2 separate regions of the Homo sapiens genome follow, and region 2 is linked to region 1. The links are chromatin contacts, found by Hi-C or POLR2A ChIA-PET in ENCODE. All regions are on one chromosome and are shown on one strand. The core of a region is the stretch at or near the end of the contact, and the rest is flanking DNA. Distances in the headings are between cores, read along the strand shown. Region 1 holds the start of LRFN1 (leucine rich repeat and fibronectin type III domain containing 1). Region 2 holds the start of TIMM50 (translocase of inner mitochondrial membrane 50).

Region 1 (4,999 bases), core at 1,501-4,000:
GGCCACCACAAGCCCTCACCCAACTTTGATGTTCCTGACCTTGTCACCACTCCCCAGCCTTGGACAGAGTGGTGGGCAACTGGTCCTTCAGGAAACTGTCATCCCCTGAACTGAAATCCATGCGAGGCAGGGTTCCAGACCCCCAGCTGGCTGACAGCAAGCCCCATCACCCCCCATGTCTCTCTCTCTCTGAAGCCTTACGGCTCTACTCACCTCTCTTCAGGGAGTCAGGGCCTGGGCCAGCACCTGCAAAGGAACAGAACCACCTTGTTAGCATCGTTCTGGCTCTTCTCTGTGCACCAGATCTTGCCTTGGAGACCATCCCGGCCAAGGAAGTCCCTGGTGTGATCACGCTCTCAGTCCTCCTGTGGCGGGTTTTGCATAGTCTCACAGGAACCCAGAAGTCCTCTCTGGAATCCTAGATTAGGCCTCAGGGTTGTTCACCCTCCAAAGCCCAGGAGTCGAGGACTTTAGCCCTTTGTCCTCTGGGGTTTCAGGAGCCAAGAACCCCAGCCCCCTCTTCCCTCTGACCCAAGAGTCCAGACCAGACCTCTGGCCCTCCATTAGAACCCAAGAGTTTACATCCCAGCCCCTCAACTCCAAAGTCCTGAACGGTACCAAGAGCTGGGGAAGGGCCAAAGTTTCCCATCCTTGCCATGATACTATTGCCCACACCAACATGTGTGTCCATGTCAGAACCCACGCAAGCCCACAACCCAAGTCTCTACATCTGGATTTCTATGAACATAGCAACATGATCTGTGTGCCCTCCGCCCTCTATGGGCACTTGGCCTGGCATATGGACACACTGTGTCCAGGGACCCCAGGCGGGACCCCAGTATACCAGAGGTCATGCCACATGGGCCTCAAACCCACTGAACCCAAGAGTAGGGACAGCCTTGTGCCAGGGCACAGACACATGTGTCTTTCACATACATGTCTGAACATACACAACCCCCAGAGACCAACACCAAAACACAAACAGACTCACAACATAGATGGATACATACCCTCAAGGTTGACACACCTGCATGCAACAATACATGTACAACACTGACTCTGCCATGCAAGTTCACACACACAAATGCACAGATACAACAGAGAAACTCATGTGCCCCCTAACAGACAACCAGGTACATGCATTTACAACAGATCTACCTTGCACACTCACCAGCACACAGGGGCACACACATCTAACAAACACACACACACCTGTGCAAACATACACAAGTGCACACTCTTAAATGCCTAGACACACTCATACTTCACACATCTCCATGTTGCAAAGTTGATACAGCACCACGCTAACAGATACATACCTCACACACACACACACACACACAAAACCACAAGCATACAGATACGAGGCTGATCCACACTGGAACACGCACACAGGCACAAAAAGATCCACCTTTGCAGACACGCCAAGATGTTCACTCATAACAGACACATGCTCACACAACAGTCCTGTGATTTACACACTTCCAAATGCATAGAAAATACTGAACCACAGTAGCACAGTCAGTAGACAGGCCCAGATTCACACTCACACAGTCTTGGACACACATTCCTCCCAGCCCTGAGGCACCCCCCCACCACCCCACCTACTTACTTCCCAGGCCCAAGAAATCCTAACATCCCTGCAGCACATTCAGCATCCTGCCCTCCACACCCCCAAAAAACCAGGGCAAAAGCCAGGCCAGAGGTCAGAGTTCAGCAGGTGGAAACTCAAGAGGATTTGGGGGTTTGAGTCCTAGATCACCGTTTCAAGGAGATCCTCCCACCAGCAGCCCCAAAGGTTCCCCAGCCTGGCCATCAGGATGGAGGTAACTCTGGCTCCGTCTGCAGATGTCTGGCCGGTGGGGGAATTAGGGTGGAGTGGGTGGGGAAGGGCCGGGTCTTCGCCCCCCAACCCCCACCTCAGGGCCCATCTGTCCATTTCTCGGCCTCTCATCCCCCCTCCATCTGTCCACCTCCTGGCCGCCCATCCCCCCCCCGCAACCACCGGGAAGGGGAAGACATGGCCGCTTCCCCCAGGACCGCTAAGGACCCCCCAGTTGACATGGACCGAGGGAGCGGCGAACTCCCCTCCCCCAAATCCACACCGAGGCCTGGGCGCCGAGCCTCAGCCCCCAAGCCAGCAACCTGCCGTGGACTCACAGATACACACCCTCGGAGACATACAACCCGCAGACACACACACACACACACACACACACACACACACACAAATGGACACCCGAGCGGGCACACCCGGCTCCACAGACCCGGGGATGGACATCCAACCCGGACACAAACACCCAGAGCAGCTAGTCGCGCACGCACATGGGCTTGGGGGGGACCCACACCTGGGCACACAACCCACGCACACACACACCTGCACACAGCCCCTCCGATGGGCGCGCGACAGCGCCCAGACACACAGCCGGAGGGGCGGCCGCTCGGGGGGACACGCGTGCACAGCCGGACACGCCGGCCGGGCTCGACACCCCGCGCACACCCGATGGCCACACGGGCAGGGCGCCGCACACGCCGGCACCGGGCACACATAGGGCCGCGCGGGCGCACGCCGGGCCCGCCGCAGCGCCACGGACACACACTCGCACGCTCGCACGCTCACACCCGCGCACACACCCGCGCCCCCGCCCGCCGCTCCCGGGCCGCTGCAGGCCGCGCTCACCCAGCCCGGGGGGGCCCCGGGCCCGGCCCCGCCGCCGCTGCCTCGCTCCGCGCCATGGTGGGGGGAGGGCCGGGGGAGGGGGCGCGGTGCCGCGGGGCCGCCTCCCTCCCGCCTCCCGCCCTCCCTCCCGAGCCGCAGCCGAGCTCCGCCCTCCGCGCCGCCCGCCGCCACCGCCGCCGCAAGGGGGGAGGGGGCGCCGACTGGTGGGGGCGGCCGGGCGGGGCGGTCGCACACCCGGGATCCCCGCCCCGAACCCGCCGCAGACCCCTCTCCACTGCCGAGCCGCCGCGGGCCCGCCCCCGACCCTTCCCCAGCCCCACCCCCAGCCCCGCCGGCCTCCCCGGAGACCCCCCCAGACCACGCCCCAACTGGCCTAGGGACCCCGGATCTCCCTACAGAGACCTCCCATCACGTCCTAATACCCAGGGGGACCTCGGATCAGGCCTCACCTCTTTTGAGAACCCAGGCGATGTTCTAGGGCCACCCAGGACCACAAATCATGCCCTGCTCTCCTGCTTGACCTCAGACTATGACCCACACACTGTCAGGAACCCCAGACCATGCCCCCAAACCCAGAAGAATCCCAGATCATATCCCAGCATCCAAGGGGATCCAGACCACCCCACCAGCAACCCTAAATCATATCCCAACATTCAGATAGACCCCCAGACCACACCCCTTCCCTCACGGACCCCAAATCATACCCTAACATCGGGGGAGACTTCAGACCATATGTCAGCCAAATCCCAGATGGTGCCTGACTCCCTTTGGGGACCCAAACCACATTCTACAGCCACCAGAACCACAAATCATATTCCACTCCTTCTTGGGGACCCCCAGCCATGTCCTTCTACCCTCAAGGACCCTAACCCATTCCCTTACCCCCAGTATGAACTCCAAACCATGCCTAACTTCTAGGGGGCCCTAAAATGTCTCTTATCCCTATGGAAGACCCTTAAACTTTCCCCATGAACCCCATTAGACCCCAAACCATCTTCCACCCCTTTGACCTTACACCTTTCTCTCTCCTTCTCCTCCAAGACATCCTTTGGTTTCCAAAACTCCCCAATTAGCCCCAATTTTTTCCCACCCCCTACTAGTCCTGCCCCCTTGAGGACCCTGCCTCCTTCTTGCTCCAGTTCTTTCTCTTGGACCCTGAAAGTCCCCCCTCCCTGTGACTTCCATAGAGCCCAGAATGCCTTGCTCCTTCCTAGTTCAGACCCCTTTGCCCATCCCCTGTCCCATAGCTGAACCCCACCCCTTCCCTCAAACCCCACTGAGTATCTCAGGCCACTCTCCTTCTCTTTCTGAGATATTCACAGGGTCCCTAAACCCAGCAACTTCTCCCCTAAAAATCTGTGTTGTTTCATGCAGTGCCCCAGATTCCTGGGGTCTCAAACCCTTCTCGTTTTGGATCCCACTGTACAGAGGTCCTCCTCTAAACCCCTTTCCTAATTTTTTTTTTTTTTTAGACAAAGTCTCACTCTGTCACCCAGGCTGGAGTAGAGTGGCACGATCTCGGCTCACTGCAACCTCCACCTCCCAGGTTCAAGCAATTCTCCTGCCTCAGCCTCCCTAGTAGCTGGGATTACAGGTGTGCGCCACCACGCCCGGCTAATTTTTCTTTTCTTTTTCTTTTTTCTTTTCTTTTTTTTTTTTTTTTTGAGACAGAGTCTTGCTCTGTTGCCCAGGCTGGAGTGCACTGGCATGGTCTCCGCTCACCGCAACCTCTGCTTCCCGGGTTCAAGCAATTCTCCTGCCTCAGCCTTCCGAGTAGCTGGGACTACAGGCATGTCCCACCATGCCTGGCTACTTTTTGTATTTTTAGTGGAGACAGGGTTTTGTCATGTTGGCCAGGCTGGTCTCGAACTCTTGGCCTCAAGTGATCCGCCCGCCTCAGCCTCCCAAAGTGCTGGGATTACAGGCATGAGCCACCGCACCCAGTCTAATTTTTCTTTCTTTCTTTTTTTTTATTTGTTTGTTTTTGAGTCAGAGTCTCACTCCATCACCCAGGCAGGAGTGCACTGGTGTGATCACAGCTCACTGCAGCCTGGACCTCCTGGGCTCAAGTGTTCCTCCCATCTCAGCCTCCTCAGTAGCTGTTTTGTTTTTGGTTTTGTTTTAGTTTTTTTATAAATGGAGTCTCACTATGTTGCCCAGGCTGGTCTTGAACTCCTGACCACGGTGGTCATGAGCTACTGTGCCTGGCCTAAATTATTTACATGAAGCCCGCCCTATCCCCCAGATCAAGCTCAGCTCTGCAGATAACTCCTTCTGGTGAACCTTAACCCCAAGCGCAACTCTGAGATGTCCCTGGGG
Region 2 (4,473 bases), core at 116-2,615, 160 kb after region 1:
GAAAGATCAGATTGTTACTGTGTCTGTGTAGAAAGAAGTAGACATAGGAGACTCCATTTTGTTCTGTACTAAGAAAAATTCTTCTGCCTTGAGATGCTGTTAATCTATAACCATACCCTGTTATAGATGACGGGGTTCTCTATAACCAACCCCGTGCTCTCTGAAACATGTGCTGTGTCAACTCAGGGTTAAATGGATTAAGGGCTGTGCAGGACGTGCTTTGTTAAACAGATGCTTGAAGGCAGCATGCTCCTTAAGAGTCATCACCACTCCCTAATCTCAAGTACCCAGTGACACAAACACTGCGGAAGACCGCAGGGACCTCTGCCTAGGAAAGCCAGGTATTGTCCAAGGTTTCTCCCCATGTGATAGTCTGAAATATGGCCTCATGGGAAGGGAAAGATCTGACCGTCCCCCAGCCCGACACCCGTAAAGGGTCTGTGCTGAGGAGGATTAGTAAAACAGGAAGGAACGCCTCTTCGCAGTTGAGACAAGAGGAAGGCATCTGTCTCCTGCCCGTCCCTGGGCAAGTCTTGGTATAAAACCCGATTGTATGTTCCATCTACTGAGATAGGGGAAAACTGCCTTAGGGCTGGAGGTGGAACATGCGGGCAACAATACTGCTCTGTAAGGCACTGAGATGTTTATATGTATGCATATCTAAAGTACAGCATTTAATTCTTTACCTTGTCTATGAACCGTTGTTCACGTGTTTATCTGCTGACCCTCTCTCCACTATTATCCTATGACCCTGACGCATCCCCCTCTCCAAGAAACACCCAAGAATGATCAGTAAATACTAAGGGAACTCAGAGGCTGGAGGGATCCTCCGTATGCTGAACGCTGGTCCCCTGGGCCCCCTTTATTTCTTTCTCTATACTTTGTTTCTGTGTCTTTTTCTCTTCCAAAGTCTCTCGTTCCACCTAACGAGAAACACCCACAGGTGTGGAGGGGCAACCCATCCCTTCAGACAATTGGGAGGTGAGGGCCGATTGCCTTACACGGTGAGACAAGCGGCCTGACTCGTGACTATTTTTTTGGACAAATCAGGCAGCCACTGACTCCCTTCATTATGGCCTCAGCTTTATCTCTGGGCAATAAGTGTGATCCCTTCCTTCGCTGCGTCCTTTGCAGGGGCGGTGGCGCTCTGCAAGGCCCAAGGGGGCGTGGTCCAGATGACTTTGAATCCCAGTTGTCGCCCCCAGGGTCAGCCAGGAGACTAGTCAGAAGCAAACGCGCCTGCGGCAATCCGCCCGATGCCTTTGGTCTCTCTCGGGCTTCCGTCCACCCGCCCCTCCCCCGCGTTTCCATTGGCTGTAGCTCCGGCCCGGGGCGGGCGAAGAGGGAGCGAGTGGGCGGGGCCGCGTGGCGTCAGCGCAAGATGGCGGCCTCGGCAGCGGTGTTCTCGCGCTTGCGAAGCGGGCTCCGGCTCGGCTCGCGGGGACTGTGCACGAGGTTGGCGACGCCGCCCCGCCGGGCCCCAGATCAGGTGAGCGGAACGAGGGTGGCCCTCTGAATGTGGGGTCCCTTCCCTGGAGTTACGGACATATCGCCGCCCCTTGGGGGTTCCGGGACGCCTCACCTCAGGGTGCTGAATGAAACGCCGCTTGTGTTTTGGGGCCCTTCCCAACCTCCTGGGTGGTTGCTCCCCTAGGCTGGAGGCTGGGAATCCAGGTGTGTCCTTAGACCCCACCTCCCACCCACGTGGGTGCCGGAGGAGGAGGGGGTTACCGTTCCCCGTTTCAGTGACCACTCAGGTGATACTTGAGCAGGAGGGGCCTGGGACGCTGGAGTCCCAGTCTGGCCGTGGGAGTTATTTTCTCTGTGGCGTTGGTGGTGGCGAGGTAGACGTTTGGGTTTCCAATTCGACTTGCCTCCATGTTGACAGAGACCCAGCCATTCTGACCTCCAAGTCTATCACTTCTGTGCCTTAGTTCCCCAAGCCCCAGACAAGTGATTGCCCTTCCCCGCCTCCGCTCCTATCCCTTACCCTATAACTCTGCTACTTTTAGCCCCAAGCAGCCGGACGTCGTAACTCCCGGTTCTGTCTGTACCCCTTCCCCCACCACTTGTGCCCTCCGTTCCCTCTCATCCCAGTGTTTAGGCCCTCCCATCCCTTATTCTCCGTGCTTTGCTTTTCTGGGCTGCAGACCCTCCAGTCCTGTTGCCTTCAGGATCCTGTGCACCTGGCCTGTTAGCTTTTAAAACTCCTGGCATCCTGGTGCGGGACAGTCTGGTTTTGACCCTCTGAGCAGCCCCACATCCTGACTGCTACTCCAGGGACACAGATGTCCAGGGCTCTGTGGGTGTCTGCCTCTTGGCTCCTGAACTTGATTCTTCTTGGACTGGAGGGTGGGGACCATCCTGACCTCTCTTCTCTCTTGGCTGACCTCCCCTTTCTCAACCGCAGGCCGCAGAGATCGGGAGCCGCGGGAGCACTAAGGCGCAAGGGCCACAGCAGCAGCCGGGCTCAGAGGGTCCCAGCTATGCCAAAAAAGTTGCGCTCTGGCTTGCTGGGCTGCTTGGAGCTGGTGGGACTGTGAGCGTCGTCTATATCTTTGGTGAGGGACATATCCCTGTCCCCCAGTTTTGTTCCTTGGCCTCCCTGGTCCACTGTGGAACCTCCCACTCTTGCCCACTACCAGCTTCTCTCGTCTTCATTCCCTGGCTCCTTCCTCAATAGGGCAGCCAAATAAGACACCTACCTTGAAAACCAGGGAAGTCTTCTTTCTTCTCCCTTCCACTCCTTAAGGTTCTAGTCTTTCTAGTTGGTTCCTGTACCAGGATAAAGGAAAGAGGGGAAGATGGGGAAGGATAGGCCTGGATCAGCTTCCTAAACTTTGTCTTTCCTCAGCAGCCAAAAATCCAGCCTTCCCACTAGTTACTTTAAATCCCACAGACCCGGCCGGGCACGGTGGCTCACGCCTGTAATCCCAGCACTTTGGGAGGCCGAGGCGGGCGGATCACGAGGTCAGGAGACGGAGACCATCCTGGCTAACACGGTGAAACCCCATCTCTACTAAAAATACAAAAAAAAATTAGCCCGGTGTGGTGGCGGGCGCCTGTAGTCTCAGCTACTCGGGAGGCTGAGGCAGGAGAATGGCGTGAACCCGGGAGGCGGAGCTTGCAGTGAGCCGAGATCGTGCCACTGCACTCCAGCCTGGGCAACAGAGCGAGACTCTGTCTCAAAAAAAAAAAAAAAAATCCCACAGACCCAAAAGACCTAGCCCCAGCCCCATTTCTCTCAAAGACCCAGGAATCTTGGCTCCCAGCCCCCTCCTGGCTTGACTCCAGGAGGCTGTGCCTCTCTCTTTCCTCAGATCCAGGAGTCCAGGCCCCTTATCCCACTCCTCCCTCGGGACCCAGGGGACTGGGCCCTAATTCCTCATATTCATCCTGGTCTCCCTTGCAGGAAACAACCCGGTGGACGAAAATGGTGCCAAGGTGAGGGGGAAAGAGACCGAGGCCTTGCCAGGAGTCCTAGTCTGTGGGTGAGAGGGGTCCCCTTTGGTCTGTTCAGGCACATTGCTGGTCTGGAGTGAGCCTTTCTTTCCCAGTGACCTTTGCCTGTTCCTCTTGGGGTCCTGGAGATTCCTTTTCTGTATGTGATGGGGTTCTGCCTCTGACATCCTAAACCTTCCATTTTTCTCTCTACCTCCCAGATTCCTGATGAGTTCGACAATGGTGAGTAAACAAGCACAGATTCTGGAGTCCCTGACCCTCTCAACTCTGTCATTTGTAAGGATGTCTCTCTCCCCATCTGGTGTCTCCGGCCCCTCCTCCTTCCACTGGGGAGGTGGGGGAGCCAGCAGCTGGATGGCTTTGTGGGGAGGGACATTACAAAGCCCAAGCCCACTTCCCTGGCCCCTCAGCCCCGAGCAGATGGTCAGAGACAGATGGGGGATTGGAGCCTTGGGTGGGAGGGCTTGGGGACACAGGGTGGCCTATCTCCAGACACATGGGTTCCTGTGCCTTAGACCAAGCATCTGCGGTTCCCAACTCCTTCCCCATCCCCCTCGAGCCCCTACCCCATTAGGCTCATTTTCAAAACTATGCCGCCTTCCTCTCTCCCCTTCTGGTTAACCAGCTTTTGGTGGTGAAGTAGATGACAAATTGGATAGTAGAGAGTAGCTGTCAATCCTGTCACACCTGGCTCTTCCTAGGAGAAAAATGAAATTGGTGGGTCCAGAAAGCCACCTGTTTATGCTGGGGGATGTTTGCAAACAGTCATGTTAATACATTGATTGTTTCAAACTGGGCAGTTGTAGAATCATGCTGGCTTCAACAAATCAGTATGCTGATTTAAATTGGGCAGGTACATCTGCAGTTTTAAAGTGTATATGTTTACTAGCCTAACTGGTTTCAATATTGTGGTTTATTTTTATTTTTATTTTTTTTTGAGACATAGTCTTGCTCTGTTGCCTAGGCTGGAGTGCAGTGATGCAATTTTGGCTCACTGCAACCTCCACCTCC

The links. Hi-C counts contacts between places; a loop is a spot of excess contacts on that map. ChIA-PET counts read pairs that join two places held with the same protein, here RNA polymerase II (POLR2A). Pooled maps may share reads with other maps.
Region 2: a loop to region 1 is called in a pooled map, with 5 times the contacts of the local background. The contact joins the promoter of TIMM50 here to the promoter of LRFN1 in region 1. A Hi-C loop is called at or near these places in 1 of 37 single-sample maps with no recorded cell type and 4 of 50 pooled maps. POLR2A ChIA-PET finds 5 or more read pairs at or near these places in 2 of 52 experiments (Panc1 and activated T-cell).

Annotation. Positions count from the first base shown.
Region 1 is chr19:39,318,113-39,323,111 of GRCh38, forward strand. LRFN1 (leucine rich repeat and fibronectin type III domain containing 1) reads right to left here and starts at 2,751. Exons shown (of 5, transcript NM_020862.2): 1 at 2,681-2,751; 2 at 214-246. RefSeq lists a silencer at 2,340-2,599.
Region 2 is chr19:39,479,473-39,483,945 of GRCh38, forward strand. It overlaps TIMM50 (translocase of inner mitochondrial membrane 50), which reads left to right and starts at 1,366. Exons shown (of 11, transcript NM_001001563.5): 1 at 1,366-1,489; 2 at 2,411-2,561; 3 at 3,413-3,444; 4 at 3,663-3,684. The coding sequence starts at 1,382. LOC124904718 (a long non-coding RNA gene) reads left to right here and starts at 3,692. Exons shown (of 2, transcript XR_007067257.1): 1 at 3,692-4,473. RefSeq lists enhancers at 1,054-1,648, 1,769-1,818.